Linked DNA regions of Homo sapiens: region 2 is linked to region 1. A link is an interaction called in ENCODE POLR2A ChIA-PET data of the cell type or tissue named here. Cell type or tissue: MCF 10A. All regions are shown on one strand. Each heading gives the region's core, and the rest is flanking DNA. Links, peaks and the distances in the headings are about the cores only. Region 1 holds the start of LOC124905054 (a long non-coding RNA gene). Region 2 has its middle 13 kb from the start of SAMSN1-AS1.

Region 1 (8,897 bases), core at 3,881-6,380:
CCCAGTGGAAGGTAATTGGATCGGGGGGTGGATTTTCCCCTTGCTGTTCTCACTATAGTGAGTGAGTTCTCAGGAGATCTGGTTGTTTAAAAGTGTGTAGCACTTCCCTGTTTGCCCACTGTCTCTCTGTCTCCTGCTCTGACATGGTAAGACATGTTTGCTTCCCCTTCACCTTCCACCCTGATTGTAAGTTTCTTGAGGCCTCCCAGCCATGCTTCCTGTACAGCCTATCGAGCTGTGAGTCAATTAAACCTCTTTTCTTTATAAATTACTCAGTCTCACATAGTTCTTTATAGCAGTGTGAAAATGAACTAACATAAAAACTTAGTACTAGAGGAGTTGGGCATTGCTATAAAGATACTTGAAAATGTGGAAGTGACTTTGGAACTGGATAATGGGCAGAGGTTGGAACAATTTGGAGGGATCAGAAAATGACAGGAGGGTGAGGGAAAGTGCAGAACTTCCTAGAGATTTGTTGAGTAGTTTTGACCAAAACACATATTGTAATATGGACAATGAAATCCAGCTTAAAGTGGTCTCAGATGGAGATGAGGAACTTATTGGGAACTGGAACAAAGGTCATCCTTGCTATGCTTTAGCAAAGAGACTGGCAGCATTTTGCCACTGCCCTAGAGATCTATGGAACTTTGAACTTGAGAGAGATGATTTGGGTTATCTAGCAGAGGAAATTTCTAAGCAGCAAAGCACTCAAGAGGTTATCTGGCTGCTTCTAAAATCCTATGGCCATTTGCATAAGCAAAGAGAATTTGTATTTAAAAGGGAAGAGGAGCATAAAAGTTTGGAAAATCTGCAGCCTTACCAAGTGGTAGAAAAGAAAAATCAATTTTCTGGAGGGAAATTCAAGCCTGCTACAGAAGTTGCATAAGTAAAGAGGAACAAAATATGAATAGCCAAGACAGTGGGGAAAATGTCTTCAAGATATTTCAGAGACCTTTGTGGCAGCCCCTCCCATCACAGGCCTGGAGCCTTAGGAGGGAAAAAAGGTTTCATGGGCCAGGCACAGGGCCCTGCTGGTCTATGCAGCCTCCAGACATGGTACCCTGTATCTCAGCTGCTCCAGCTCTAGCCGTGGCTAAAAGGGGTGAAGGTACAGCTTGAGTCATTACTTCATGTGTTGTTGGACCTGTGGGTATACAGAAAGCAAGAGGTGAGGTTTGGGAGCTTCCACCTGGATTTTAGAAGATGTATAGAAATTCCTGGATGTCTATTCAGAAGTTTGCTGCAGGGGCAGAGCCCTCATGGAGAACCTCTACTAGGGCAGTGCAAAGTGGAAATGTGGGGTTGGAGCCACCACTGAGTCCTCACTGGGGCACAGCCTAGTGGAGCTGTGGGAAGAAGGCCACTGTCCTCCAGACCCCAGAATGGTAGATCCAATGACAGCTTGCACCACAAACCTGGAAAAGCCATAGGCACTCAATGCCAGCTTGAGAAAGCAGCCGCAGGGGCTAGACACTGCAGAGCCACAGGGGCAGAGCTGCCCAAGGCCTTCGGAGCTCACCCCTTGCTTCAATATGGCCTAGATGAGAGACATGGAGGCAAAGGAGGTTATTTGGGAGCTTTAAGATTTAATGACTGCTCTGCTGGGTTTCAGACTTGTGTGGGGCTTGTAGCCCCTCTTTGTTTTGGCCAATTTCTCCCATTTAGAGCAGGAATATTTACCCAAAGCCTGTGCTCCCATTTTATCTTAGAAGTAACTTGTTTTTCACTTCACAGGCTCATAGGTAGAAGGGACTTGGCTTGCTTGTCTCAGACGAGACTTTGGACTTGTACTTTTGAGTTAATGCTGGGATGAGTTAAGACTCTGGGGGACTGTTGGGAAGGCATGATTGGTTTTGAAATGTAAGAAGGACATGATATTTGGGAGGGGCCACGAGTGGAATAATATGGTTTGTTTCTGTATCTCCACTCAAACCTCATGTTGAATTGAAATCTCCAGTGTTGGGGGAAGAACCTAGTGGGAGGTGATTGGATCACGGGGGCAGAATTTCACCCTGTTGATCTCATGACAGTGAGGTAGTTCTCACAAGATCTGTTTGTTTAAAAGTGTGTAGCACTTCCCCCTTAGCTCTCTTCTCTCTCTCTGTCCTGCTCTGCCATGGTAGATGTGCTTGCTTTCCCTTTGCCTTCTGCCATGATTGTAAGTTTCCTAAGGTTTTCCAGCCATGCTTCCTGTACAGCCTGCAGAACTGCTCTTTCCTTTATAAAATACCCAGTCTCAGGTAGATTTTTTGTTTTGTTTTGTTTTGTTTTGTTTTGTTTTTTTGAGATGGAGTCTCACTCTGTTGCCCAGGCTGGAGTGCAGTGGTGTGATCTTGGCTCAATGAAACCTCTGCCTACAGGATTCAAGCGATTCTCCTGCCTCAGCCTCCTGAGTAGCTGGGACTACAGGTGCATGCCACCACACCTGGCTAATTTTTTTATATTAGTAGAGACAGGGTTTCACCATGTTAGCCAGGATGGTCTTGATCTCCTGACCTCATGATCCGCCCGCCTTGGCCTTCCAAAGTGCTGGGATTACAGGCGTGAGCCACTGTGCCTGGCCAGGTAGTGTGAAAATAGACTTATACAAAATTTTACTCCATCTAATTACCGTGTCTTTTGATTGCGAATTTAATCCATTTACACTTAAGATAATTATTGACATGCAAGAACTTACTGTTGCCATTTTATTACTATTTCCTTTGTTCTCTTCTACCAATCTTGCTGTCTTCCTTTGTGATTTGTCTTCCTTTGTGATTTGTCTTCCTTTGTGATTTGTCTTCCTTTGTGATTTGTTGAATTTTTATAGTGTTATGCTTTGATTCCTTTCTTTTTATCTTTTTGGTATCTTCTAGAAGTTTTTTCTTGGTGGTTACCATGGAGTTTATGTGTAACATTTTAGGGTTATAACAGTCTATTTTAAGCTAATAACAGCTTAACTTCAATTGCATACAAAATGTCTACACTCTCACTCTGCACCCCCACCATATTTTATGCTATTTATGTCACAACTTATATCTTTTAATTTTATAAATCCATTAACAAATTGTTGTAGCTATAGTTACTTTTGATATTTTTGTCTTTTATCTTTTATGCTAGAATCACAAGTTATAGTCTTTGAAAAAAAATTAGTAGATTCAGAAATTTTTCTGAGCGAATTTTGAATTCCTCCAAATGAACTCTGTCAGTTTATTGTGAGACAGCATCAAGCTGCTCTAGGCTCTACAGTTCTGGAACACTAGTAGTTTCTTATTATCTCAGTGAATATTGTATTTAAAACTAAACCTAAAGGGGGACTTCTGTGTTATTTTCTCTTTCAGATCGTGTAGACTTCAATTGGCAGAGTTACTCAGTATTATTTACTTGGAAAATCCTCTGTAACCTAAAAGTCCTAGCTCTCCTGACACTAAGGATGACAATGGAACACTTAAATGGTAGCTGCCTATGAAGGGCTGTCCCTCTACCCCCTTGTTCCCTCTGAATCTGAAGCTATTAGCCACTTACAATCTTAATAAACTAAAATTTTTTTGGATATTTGGATTAAATTTTTCTAAAGTATTTAATGGGGAAGAATAATATACTGCATTTAAGAGTTTAAGTATACCTTTTTCATGGTCTATACCCTAGAAAACAAATTATATGACTCTTTTTAATGTGTTCTTTTCATACAATATAACAGTGAGCATCCCACCCCTCATTTCTTCCTTATGGCATGCATTTTTGAAAGCATGTAGTTTGTTTTTAATCATATATAGTGTTACTTGAAGAAACTTACTCTTTGCCTATGCTCACCTCCAGCATTTTAAATTCATAACCTTAATGCTACCTTAATGTTGGCTTTCAAAATTCCAAAGTACTGTAAAAGAGAGCAAGAAAGCAAAAAATAAAATAAAATATACAGAAATAGGGAAGGAAATGCAACCAGTTTGGAGAGAAAATAGGGCATGAGTGTGAGATATGTAATAGTAATCTCTAAGATCCAGCTGTAAAATGACATGATTGAATATACAATATACTGGTGATTGAAAATATCATATATTTCACATTAAGACAATTAAACATAGATATGGGGTTAATTTTATTTCTTTTCCTTCCAGGAGATGCATATATCTGTAGAGTTTTTATAGAAAGAAAACAGAGAGAGGAATCAATCCACACTCTAATACTCTTGTTTCTAAGTAATCTAATGACAACTCTTATAATTAAGTTTTTTTAAAAAAAGTCAATGTACTGAAATGGGAATCATGAGATCATCCAGCCATTTAACATCTCAGTTATATAAGTGAGACTTCTTCTTAAATTAATTAACCAGTGAGCGTACACACAAAAAGCACAATGAGTCAAATCTTTTCATCATGAACTTAGGTTAGCTGCATAGTTTTGAGCTTTTTGGAAACTTGCCAAAATAAGTTTTTACATATCACATTATAAGTTGGAAAAAAACTAGCATTACAGAGTAGCCTCGCTGAAATGAATTTTCAGGTAAAAACAAAGGATTAAATACAATAGTTGGTGAGGAATTTGCTGAACCTTCTTGAAATTTATTTCTTCAAATTTTTAATTCATTCATTCAATATATTTGAGTGTCCATCATTTATTAATAACCTATTAGTTCATATGTTGTTTAGCCGTATTAATTTTTTAAAATGGACTTTACTTCATTATTTGAAATATTTAAGGTGGGGTATACTAATTGGGAAGGGGATTTAAGTGTGATTACTGGGTAAAGCACTTGACTTATCAAATACAGCTCACCCAGTACACAGTGCAAATAACACACAATTAAATACTTCAATCATAGAAAGTGACTTAGATAAGCAGAGATCAGAGAAACAACTGATATGGAATTATTTGTTACACAGAAATTCTATAAGCAAATCAAACAAGGATTGATTTCCTAGTGAATATCTGCTAAGACATGGGGATAGCTTTATCATATAGAATTATTTTAATGGAAATTTCAAGATTTTAAGCTAGAACACAAGCAGAGAGGTAGCGGAAACTTCCAGGAACTTGGAACTAATAAGAGTACCTTTTGTTTATAGAATGTGTACTTTACAAAATGAGTTCACACTCATGGTTTTAACAACACTGCGAAGTAGGCATTGGGAAAGCTAAGCCAGAGATTTTAATTAGGAAGAACAGCATGGGGTAATTTGGTAGTTTTAAAATTGTATTCTAGATCAGTGCTTCTCAAGTTCACTGTGTACACATACCACCTGGGGATCTTGTCACATGGTAGAGTCTGATTCACTGAACCTGGAATGGGGCCTGAGATTTTTCAAGGCTTTCATGCTCTCAGGTGATGCAAATGGCCACTTCAAGGAGGAGCTTTGGAAGAGTCCTAGGAGTCAGAGTTTTTATTGCCTTGTGGGGCTGGGAAGGGAGGTGGGAGAAGTCAGGTGAAAGTCCCTAAGGCTCTTGCTTCTCTTCACCACAATGATATCATTTCGATCTGATAATATATTAAAGTTGCACATGGGGCTTTACTTGAAGAATTTTTTGTTATAGTTAATACATTTTTTTTTTCAGTCTTTGAAACCAAAAAATTGTTTTCAAAGTCTTGGGGGAAAAATCACTAGGTTCCCATCATGTCTCCGGCAGTATCTATCCTGTCTCACTGAGGGTGTTTGCTCTTCTCTAAAGTGAGTGAAATCAAAGACAAAATCTCCAAGACAATAGCCACCAATATTATAATTTCTATATCACTTCTAAAGTAAAACTGCTAGTAAGTAGTAAATCAGAGGTTAGCTGCAGGTCTTCCATGTCCAGGGCTTTTGACACTGCACCACGTGTTTATTCAGATATTTCTATCAGTCAGGAAACATATCTGGCACTCTTGTTCATGATGAGTAATAGAGGAATCATTGCCTTTGCTAGAGGATTTTATTAAAAAAAAAAATTAGAGGGTAGTAACACCTATTGGAAAAGAGAATGTGATGAGAAAAGAGAAATGCCTGCCCCTTCCTATTTATAGGTGATTCTTGGTTATCTGGGAAGGTGCAACATCAACGAATCATAAATATGGAATGGGAGGGATCTGGAAGATTTTCTAATTTGAGTATAGTATTGTACTCACAGACGTTAAGGAATTAGTCCCATGGTGACCCAGATAGTTAGTGGCAAATTAGAGTAGGCCTTGGATCTCCTGATTCTTATATGAATTCTTCTGCATCTTTTTTAGTCCTATAACAAATCTCCCACCAGTACTGGTAACATAAAGTCACTGTGTTTGGTTGAAGGTTTCATACATTTTGTTTTTTCCTTCACCCCCTGCCTACAATTCTCCTACTAGGCCTGTTATTTGATGAAGATGATATAAATAGAAGCAGAGCAGCACATAGTGTGACCACGAAAGGCCAAAGAGCACATACTGGAGACCTGAATGTCAACCAAACTGCATAATCCCTGTTTATCTTCATTGTAGAAATTGCCATAACCGTGAGTTCTTTAGATTCTTTGGTGTTCTTAGTACATCCTAATGCAAGAACCTCTCACTGAGATCGTAGGTAAGGAGTAGAATTTTGTGATAGGCTAATGTGAAGCCATGGTGAAAATAAAAGATAGCATTGAAGGAGCTTCTGTATATACAATAAAAAAATTTAATTCAATATTTAAAAATTTTGTTATTAATATACTTATTACTTCAGCAAAGTAGACAGTATTTATTGAGTAGTACCTAGTAGACACTGTTCTAATGCTTTATAGATCTAACATCTTTTAATTCTCAAGTGCATCCAGTTTCAAGTGCGTGTATTGACAGAGTGATAGCTAAAAAATATGGAAAAGACATTTCACTCATAGGCTTCTGTCACTACCAGATTGATTTTTCACTGACTCTACAGTTGTTCGTCTGACTGCACCTAATCATGTGGTTTCTCAGGCATCCTGTGACCCATCTTGGTCTGTCACTTGAGACCTCTCACCTTTTATCTGGTCTTGAAATGTACAGCCTGCAAAGGCCTCTGAGATCTATGTTTTTTGTTGTTGTTGTTTGGTTGGCTTTTTAGGACACAAAGAACTATTTAAAATCCATCACTATTTTCTGTTTCTGTTTTTATTTTTTTCCATACAACCTCTAGATCAAGTGCAAACAACAGAGTAAATTTTATTTTATGTGTACTAATTCTCAATTCAGTATTTTTGACATCAATGGTTGAAGTGTCCTAGATTTAGTTGTTATTGTTCCACTTTAATTTTTATTTGCTACAGGAGCATCATGGTTCAGGTTAAGAGATCAAACTAGTTGCTTTATCAGATACACCCTTACATTCTCTTTCTCATGCAATACAGATCTGTCAGCCACAAATGTTAAACCTAAAATATCTACCATATGTTTTCTCTGGAAAAAGGAGTTCTATGAGGTTGAGAACTGCTGTGTAAAACACTGTATATTACTAAACTGTCAGAATGTCTATGAGTTTTCTATCTCAAGAATACTGGTATTAGAGAATACCAGTCTTCCCTCCATGAAAGTTATTGTACGTAGGTTTTACCTAGGATATACCAGGGACTCAAGATTTGCACTAAACACAACAGATGATCCTGCCTTCATGGAGATAACATTCCAGTAAGAAGATATACATTATAATTGTATGGACATGGATCATATTCTTCTTAGTCCTCTCCCTGTTTCCATCTGCTTTTTTGATAATAAGACATTTTATTTCCACAAATAAAATTTCCCTGAAGACTCCAGGAATATTATCAGGTTATCTGTAAGATTCATTTGGAATTTACACATTTGTCATCTTGTGTTGTCGTCTACCTTTTAAAAAATGTGCAAGTGTCCACGTATGTTTATTGCAGCACTATTCACAATAGCAAAGACTTGGAATCAACCCAAATGCCCATCCATGATAGACTGGATAAAGAAAATGTGGCACATATACACAATAGAATACTATGCAGCCATAAAAAAGGATGAGTTCATGTCCTTTGCATGGACATGGATGAAACTGGAAACCATCATTCTCAGCAAACTAACACAAGAACAGAAAACCAAACACTGCATGTCCTCACGCATAAGTAGGAGTGGAAAAATAAGAACACATGGACACAGGGAGGGGAACATCACACACTGGGGCCTGTTGGGGGGTGGGGGCTAGGGAAGGGACAGCATTAGGAGAAATACCTAATGTAGATGAAGGGTTGATGGGTGCAACAAACCACCATGGCACATATATACCTATGTAACAAACCTGCACGTTATGCACACGTGCTCCAGAACTCAAAGTATTATATATATATGAATGAAGGTAGATTTTATTTAATAAGCTAATTTCTTGTAGTCTATATTATTGCAACAATAAAATATATATAAAGTTGAAAAAATGTGCAAATATCTTTTCTCCATAATAAGATTTTTTTAATTTCTAAGGGCAGGGATCGCCACCTACATGGTTTTATTACATTTTATTTTGCAAATATTTACACATACAAGGAGAGTATAAAGAAAAATAAAGTGAACACCAGCTTAGCAAATAAAACACGCCCTGCACATTTGAAGTGCCGTTAAGCATTCCTCTCTGATCACGTCTCATTTCTTCCTTGCCTCTAGAGGGAGCCACCGGTATTTATCTTCCACTGTGTTTTTAGTACAATAATTGCAGGTACTCTTAGCTGTATATAATATCCTTTTGTACGTTTTAAAAGTTTGTATACAAAATCTTATACCATATTGTTCTGTGTTCATTTGACATTTTCTTCTAACATTTTTGTTCATGGGAATCCTGCACATTGTCAGTCATGCCTGTAGTTTATTGCTTTTCTCTGTTGCATATTATTTCATTATTTGAGCATAGCATAATTTATTTATTTATTATCTTGCTCTTGGACATTTGGGTGTTTTCCCATTATTTTCTAATTTTCTAAGTCTTTATACACATAATGTCTTG
Region 2 (8,897 bases), core at 3,787-6,286, 170 kb after region 1:
CTTCATGAACAAGAATTTCCATTTTCATTCTCAGGAGCTCTCACCATTCTAACAAGAAGTACTTTAAAAATCCTTTTCAATGCTATTTCAGAGGAGTAAAGTCTGCTTTGAAAAAATGGATGGGTGAAGTTTAAGTAAGACTGTAGAAGGGAGCAGAAGATCAGGGTCTGTGCGGTATAAAGAGTGCTTGGTTGGAGAGAGACATCTGCTTTTGCCACCATCACCCTGACTCCCACCCATCATCACATACACACTAGGTGCCACCTTGAGTGGTTCATGCCTTTGAAATCTTGTTTTCAGCACAGAGACACATTGTGATAATCATGGTCACCATTGACTTAGCACTTGACTTTATTTCAGGTAATTTTATGTATTCTTTTAATTGTGTTATGATTCAGTAAGACAGTATCATGGTATCATTATTTCTATTTTATATGTAGAAATCTGAAGCTCAAAGAGGATAACCGATTTATGCAGGTGGCAGAGCAGGATTTTAAGCTGAAATCTACATATAATCCAAAGTTTTTCTGCAAAGATCATGGCTTTGTAATTTTTGAGACTAGGCTAGTAACTTACCTTTACTTATCTCATCTATAAAAATGGAGACATCAGCTCCCAGCTTGCAGTATGAAATGACACCTTGGATGTGAAAGGGCTAATTAAAAGTAAGGGTTTAACAGCTTGATAATTAGAGACCCTGCCTTCAAGGTGCAATATAACTTTTCTCACATTTGCTCTTCTACTAGCTCTATGAATTAGGCAAAGCATTACTGCCATTTTACAGATAGAGAAATTGAGGTGCATGAAGATTAAGTGAATTACCTGAGATCCCAAACAGCACATGATGGCAGAGCTGATGCTGAACATAATCCTCCTAACTCTTAGTCCTGACTTTTCCCATCACTAAGTTGTCTTTAAATTTTGCAGTAGATCTATAAATAACCATGGCAGTAAAGAGAAGCAGCATATGGTGGAAACTCCGTGAGTCAAATAAGCCTGGACTTCAACTGTGGCCTCACCATTTACTGTCTGTGTAACTGTTAAGTCACTTCGTTTCTCAGAGTTTCAGTTTCTTATCTACCAAATGGAAAACACAAAGATTTCTTTGTGGAATTCTAGTAAGAATTGGACTAGATAATGTATGTAACATCTTTAACTGTACCTGACACCTAATTGGAACTTAATGAAGAAAAGCTATTATTTTCAAGGGAAATTTTTATCATTTAATTATAATTTATTATTATATGTTTCTAATTATTTGTCATTCAGTAACAACAGCATAATGTCGATGATATATCAGGTATTTCCCTGAGCTGTGTGGCCACAATGGTGACAAAGACAGGTTCTTGCATTAGGATGTCACCATCAACAATTCTGTATTACACGAGAAAATGTTGCACTGAATTTACATTACTGGTTTCCAGTAGTTTTTAAGATTATTTCATATAGTTTGCCCAATTATCTCCCTGGAACTAAGAAAGCTGGAGCTAACTCACTGAAATGTATACAGTGAGCAACGGGTGAGAGTTTACTTTTAGCTTCTTGGGGGTACTCTACTGACCCCATGCCTGTGAGAGACTGGGGAAAACAGACAAAAAGAAGAAGAGGCTGGAGTGCACATGCTGGCATCACCGTTGCCCTTTTCTGACCTCCCGAATTGTGACTGTATTGACAGTGTCTTGCATATGTAAAATGATGTTACCTTTTTAAAACTCTTCTCATATATTTTATAGTAGCCACATCACATATGCATTTCATGATATTTTATTTCAAAGTCATAATATATCGCTCAGTCATAACCACCTTTTTCAGAAAGAATGAAAAATGAAGGAAAGAAATTCATGTTCCCTCTCCTTCCTGGGAAGTTGTAAAGCAAGTGGTTGAATTCACTCTAAAAACCCTTATGAATATTCAGTGTAAGATCTTTATGCATCTCATGGTTCCCAGCTATTAAATACAACCATAGTGATGAATAATTGGATTAGAAATATGGCTTTATTGCAGCTCACCTCAAGCCCAACCCCAGTGGAAGCCCATGTCTCACTCATAGAAAGGATTTTTTATCCAGGGCACAAGATACGTTAAAATCAAGAACTGATTTATTCATTTACTCAACAATTTGTTTTGAGTATTTACATCATGCCAGTTAAGGAGGATAAACTGTTGGGTAGAAACAGATTATTGTGAACCTTATAGTCTAATTAGAAACAAAAATATATTTAATCACATAAATAAACATGAAATGCCAGCTTTGATAAGAGCTATGATTGTTACATGGTTCTGTGAAGGCCAATAATAGGCGAGGAGTCAGAAAATGCTTTCATGGGTAGTGATGATAGAGTTCAAATGTGATGGAAGAGAAGAGTTAACTAACTGATAATAAGGACAATGAGAATTCATAATAGCTGGGAGAGAAAACACGGAGATGTGGGATAAGGTAAGCCTGAGGAAGGAGTCAGACCACATATGGTCTTACAGGTTATGCTGTTTTGCTGTGTCTTCCCTAAAAGCAATGAGGAAGCTAAGCAAGAACTGTTTTAAGCCAAGGGCTTATTTTGATATTTCTTGTTGATTTGTTGAGGATATGAGGCTTGAGTTGATATTTTGGAAAGATCACTCTACATACAGTGAAGAAAATAGATTTGAAGGGAAAAATAGATGAAAGATGATGGTGGCGTGAACTATGGTGGTAGAAAGACAGAGATTAATGAAAAGCTCTCAGGCTCATAGGATTATGTCTCCAACATATACATTTCTCCAAATGAAAGAAATGTCAGTTTCAAAAGTCATCTCTTGTGATGCCAACCGAAAAGCTCTATTCAATTTAGGACATATGGTCACAGATGACAGCAGAGAAGTGATACAATGACACGACTGCACATTCCAAATCTGTCCTTTAATTTTTAAAGCTCAGAAACTCATAGCCACCATAGTGGCTTAGTGGAATTACTACCAATGGATAAGGAAATGTCATCCATTTGCCTCCCCTGATTCCACTTGGACATAGGCCATTGTTTCTACAAAGAGTGGCTTGGAGCCATGCAAGGTTTCAAGGGAAATTGGCCTTTTAGAGGGGCATATGAATAGATAATGCATATTGCCACTGTAAAATCTCTAATGAATATTAAGGGTGGCTTTCATTTGTGGTGATTGAAATGAACTCATAAATTCTCTCTCTAGAATGCGGGAACTTTTTCCTCCCTGTGGAGAGATTTAATGGATTTGCGGCATTCTGAATGATTTGGCAAGAAATCAGAGGTACCTGCGCAGTCACCCGCAAAGGGCACTTAGTTTCTCGCATGTGATAGTCAACCACCACAAAATATTTTCTGTGTGAACCCAGAATGATTGATGCAAGCCACTGTAACTCATGACAAGGTGTCAAGTGAAAAACTGGGGGGGGGGAAAGTGGTTAAAGACACCACAGTTTTAAAAACAAATTTGACTTTTAGAGGAGAGTTATTTCCTTTTAGAAAAAAAAAAGTTAGGCCTACTATCTGCAAGAAATTTAGATTCGTTGTTTTTGGTAAGAACCATCATATTTTGAGGCCACTGAGAGCTCCTACTGCTCTCTCTATGGAGCAGATTAAATCGTTCCCATATAGTGATAAATATATTGCAAAAAGCCATATCAGGAATACAGTAGTTGTAGCAGTTAATGATAGAACTTCCAGTTAAAACAATATTCTTTGTGTTTCTTTGGCCAGTTCCCATTTTATGTGTGCTATTTTTTGATAAGTTAATTTTTCACATTTGCAGAATCAATAACTTTCAAAGCTTTATACAATTGAAAAGGAAAAATTGGTTGCAAGAGTTCTTGGGAGTTTTGCTGGCTGTGTGGGCTTGGGTTAACAGAAAAAATCTGGGAAAAAAATCTATCAAAAAAGCAGATGAGGGTTAAGATTAAAAATATCATCAGCACTAATTTTTTTGTACACATCTAAGGAAATTGGGGAAATAACCCAAAACAGCAAAATGGGGAAATAACCCAAAACAGCAGTCGGCCAAAATGAATTCATTTATTTTACTGTGTAATGTGGAAGAGAATTATCTTTTCAGAAGAAGTAACTTTTAAATGCATTTTGTTTTTGTTTAGAGATAGGGTCTTGCTCTGTTGCCCAGGCTGCACTGCAGTAGTGCGGTCACAGCTCACTGCAGCCTCTATCTTCTGGGCTCAAGCCATCCTCCCACCTCAGCCTCCCAAGTAGACAGGACTATAGGCATGCAACAACACGCCTAGCTATTTTTATTTTTTTTTTTAAATAGAAATGAGGTATTGCTATGTTGCCTAGGCTGGTCTTGAACTCCTGGATTCAAGTGATCCTCTTTCCAGCCTCCCAAACTGCTGAGATTATAGGCATGAAGCTACTATGCCTAGCCTTTTTAATGTTTTTTAATGCTGGACTTTCAGGATCTGAAGTAAAATGAATTCTGGTTAATTTTGTTATTTTGAAGGAGTGCATTTTTGTGTGAAATGAATCTGTCATCCTGCTTTCTTATATTATCAATCAGTAAGATACTATGAAGGAGGTTAACCCAAATGTTGTGCATTTATTTACATGAAGGAATTACTACTAATACTATGATTTAAGACACTAGATTCCCTTTTAACACTGGATAGCAAAGTTAGTTTCAGTGGAGAAATCTTTCTGAGTGTAGACTTGGCTCTTAATTAGGCTTCCCTTGGGAGGGAAACTTCTTCATTTGTGAAGATTCTGGGTTGGAGGACAAGCCAGCTGACATTAGCTGGGGTTTCTTTAGCTGTAAAATAAATGGATAGTACTAGATGACCACTAAGACCTCTTCTATGAATAAATATCCATGGATCAACTTTATGAAGGAATGAAGAGTACTTGTGGATTATATTAAGCCATCACTGGGGGGAAGACCTGATTCCCGTGAAAATATTTCCGAACTTAGTACCTTATATGGCAAAATGCTGAACACCTTTTATTACTCAGTTTTAAAATAAATAGGCAAGAAATAATATGTGGTGTTTTTCCAGTCGCCTTTCCACACTTGGCTGTCATACAGTGGCACACTTATTAGAGCTCAGTGCTGCTTAGATGTGAAAGGTTGATATAGTTCTATTTATGAGGGGGATATAGGGAACTCATTCTAATTGAGAATCAGAGGCCTTATAAACCTGAACACTTAAATGAGAGACATGTCATTAAAGAAAGAATCACTTCATGTAATGTTTTCAAATAAAACCAATATTTGTTTTACAATTTTGATAGAATACTATGTTCTAAAGCGGTATTTCCCAATGTGTGGTTCCATGATTAGTAATGCTTGCTTAATCCAGACTTACTCAATCAGAATTTCTAGAATGGACATCATTTCAAAAGCTGCTTAGGTGATATTTTATGCTCACCAAAGTTTTAGAACAACTTCTGAATAGACGAACACCATTTTTTATTCTCTGATTTTTCAGTTTCATTTTCACCTATCCAAGAAGTCTTTTTGAGAATCTCTCATATGTATATTATTTTCACAAGTTATTAAATCCAGAAGGTACAACAATCCTGTAAAGTAGGCAATTGAATTTTCCAAATGAGAGGCAACAGGGCACCGAGATTGAGGAACTCGCCCAAGGTCAGTCAGTTTCAGGGCTGAGCTGCGGTTTCAGTCAAGGTCTTCTTAGTCCCATTCTTGCCATACACATCACCTTAGGACCTCACACTAAGAACACAGAAAAGAAAAAAGGACACCAGGACGCCAGGAATGGACTGGGTGTCCCTTGGTAATGCTCAGTACTCAAGGTCTTTATGATCAGCTGGAAGAGTGTACAGAGCCTCTAATGGGTGCAGTGGATAAATCCCCAGAGGTAGTTTTGTGCTTTCCAACCGACTGGGCTAAAAATCCCATTAGAGAATATTTGGGACTTTTCATAAATTGTGGAGTAGAAAAATCCCCAAGCAAAGGGTATTAACAAACCACAAGTTCACTTAGCATATATTTTCCAGATTTTACAAAATGGTTTTAAATTAAATAATTTTTATCATTTTAACATAATCTTTTTTTGATATTTATGTAAATAAAATCTGATGCTCTGGACTGGGTCATTTTTTGTGTTTTTTTTTTTTTCAAGCTTGCCGTCCAAGCCGGATTAAAAACCATTCACCTGACTTACTCGTGCAACTTCCTCTTATTTATGGCTACTCTTTTATGTTCTTTACTGTTATTTTCCTTTCTGTCTTCTGACAACACCGCCCTGGTACAGATGTTTTAGTGGATGGCTTTCTTGTGGTTCTAGGAGCCATGAAACCCTCTGTCAATACCACTCTGTATGACCGAAGGCACCTGGCATAGCATTCAACCCAATCATTGAGGAGCAAAAGTCATCTCCTCTGTCAGAGGATCAAAGAAAATGCCCAGTTTACTAATCATAAAGCCTACTTACTTTAGTAAGAGTTTCCAATATTGTTTGGTCATGATCTCTATATCCTAAGATGTTTGAACCATGACAATAGGTCTCTAGGTGGTGTGCATGTGTGTGTTTCTTTGTACTGGATAACACTAACATGGCTCAAAAAGAAATATGAGAAAGGCCAGGTGCAGTGGCTTACCCCTGTAATCCCAGCACTTTGGGAGGCCGAGGTGGGCAGATCACTTGAGATCAGGAGTTCAAGACCAGCCTGGCCAACATGGTGAAATCCCATCTGTACTAAAAATACAAAAATTAGCAAGGCATGTTGGTGCACACCTGTAACCCCAGCTACTTGAGAGGCTGAGGCAAGAGAATAGCTTGAACCCGGGAGGCAGAAGTTGTAGTGAGCCAAAATCATACCACTGCACTATAGCCTGGGCGACAAAGTGAGACCCTGTCTCAAAAAAAAAATTTTATATATATATATGGAAGGTTTTATTAGATTTTTTTATGGGCCAACCTCCCCCTGCCTTTACCTTTGTAAAATGCAGTAATTTTTAAGTGGCATTATATGGTGGTAGTCTTATATGATGCAAGAGATACTTTAAAAATCTTCCTTTAAATGTCAGAATAGATTGTGGGAAATGAAAATCACTGGTGTTAAATGGTAACAAAATTAATGATTTTGAAATACTTATGTTAAAAGGCTTTTTGAAATTGACTACTTAGCTTTTGTAGTGTGCTTTTTCTGATGGTCTTGCAACACTTGGATATCCTTATTTAACACAATTAGTAAATTTGATAGCTATATTTGTTGTGCATTACTTCAATTCAGATGCAAGTGGAGAAAAGTCTCCTTTGACTAAAACACAACTGACTTTAAATGTGGTTACTGCCAATGAGTTGTCAATGAGAGTAGCAGCTTGCCCTTTGTGTATCTGGGAAAATTGTTAAAAAGGTAAGATTATGTCTTTACTAATAACGAAAACAGAACCAATTAGCAAGTCCATCTGCAGATAGGTAATTGGAAGTGAATAAATTATTATGTCTTCCTGTTATTTTCATTGTCAAGACATACGTCCCATTGGCAAGGAGACAAGGTTTGTTGGTTTGCCTTTTGAAATTATACAAATCTACCAATCCCCAAATATTTATTAAACTCCTCATATGTTCAGAGCATTTTTGCACTTTTATTGTGGCTAGCATTGTATTTATTCATTGTGATGTTGAGAAGTTTATGTAGCATGGTATAACGGAAAGACCACTAGACTTTAAAGGAAGGAATCCTGAGTTTAAATTTGGAATCGATGACATCCGCAGTCACACTACTCTCTGATCCACAGTCTCTTTCTGTGTGGTGGGAAAAATAAAGCTTTCTCTCAGACTTATTGTTAGGATGCTAAGAGATATTTTATGTGCTGGTGCTTAGATCTCTGCTTGGTATATAGATGGAGGCCAAGAACCCATGTTAAAAGGAAACAAATACATATTTCAGAAAGCTGCATCACAAAACCAGCAAGGCAATTGTAGATTTATGTGTAAGCAATGCATTTTGTTGAGTTCATTGACTTGTTGTGGCAGTTTAACACTGTCTCTGAACTTCTCAGCATGACTCCTGGTGTAAAAGCTAGTGTTATCAATAGAGGATGAGTCATTGAAGATATTTTCCCTGCGTCTTGGAGGCCTTCTGTGAGGTATACAAACCAAAACATGTTTTTTTTTTTTTTTTTGGATAGAGTCTTGCCAAGGCTGGAGTTCAGTGGTGTGATCTCAGCTCACTGCAACCTCCGCCTCCCAGGTTAAAGTGATTCTCCTGCCTCAGCCTCCCGAGTAGCTGGGATTACAGGTACATGCCACCATGCCCGGCTAATTTTTGTATTTTTAAGTAGAGATGGGGTTTCACCATGTTGGCCAGGCTGGTCTTGAACTCCTCACCTCAAGTGATCCACCCACCTCAGCCTCCCAAAGTGCTGGGATTACAGGTGTGAGCCACCACTCCCAGCCCAAAACATGTTCTTTTTTCTTCTTGGTTTTACAAGCTCCCTGGTGTGCCCTTTTTGTTGCCCCTCTGCTCAATTTCAGTTGCTTCTCCATCCCTTTGATTCCTGAACCCTGTTTTGGAAATTATGCATGCTATAACTTTTCCTGCTGAGTGGATTTGGAGTGATCCTCCCCAGCCTTCGGTTTCTTCCTCTGACTGCTCCTAAAAATACTCCCTTGGGTCTTAGGAGAAGGTGACAACATAGTGAGCACTTGGAAAGGAATTACAAAGTGGAAAATGAATTGAAAGAAACCAGAGGAAGAGAAGGAGGGATAGGATAAAGAGGCGATCTTCTTTGACTATAAAATAAAGCTTTAGATGTACAGCCAACTGCTAAAGAAATGCATGGAGTTGCTTTTGGCTTATCATCTTTCTCCACTAATTATCTTGTGAGTTTTATTCTGCATGACAGGTTTGGCTGTGTGGTACAGTGGTGTCAGACAGGCCTGGGTTTAACTCTTGACTACTTGTTAGCTTTTTGTC

Evidence for each region. Peaks named below come from ENCODE experiments on the same cell type or tissue, not always from the same donor. Only the 100,000 strongest peaks of a DNase experiment are listed, where the experiment ranks them.
Region 2: POLR2A ChIA-PET joins it to region 1 with 5 read pairs; 5 of 35 experiments call an interaction of 5 or more read pairs at or near these places.

Annotation. Positions count from the first base shown.
Region 1 is chr21:14,737,797-14,746,693 of GRCh38, reverse strand. It overlaps LOC124905054 (a long non-coding RNA gene), which reads left to right and starts at 2,205. Exons shown (of 2, transcript XR_007067926.1): 1 at 2,205-2,240; 2 at 3,321-3,532. In MCF 10A, for the core only: no CTCF peak of the experiment used is centred there; a DNase peak (open chromatin) is centred at 5,263.
Region 2 is chr21:14,564,493-14,573,389 of GRCh38, reverse strand. It overlaps a transcript of SAMSN1 not described here. Among named protein-coding and RNA genes, the nearest start is that of SAMSN1-AS1, 13 kb to the left of the region's middle. RefSeq lists a silencer at 999-1,058. In MCF 10A, for the core only: no CTCF peak of the experiment used is centred there; a DNase peak (open chromatin) is centred at 5,269.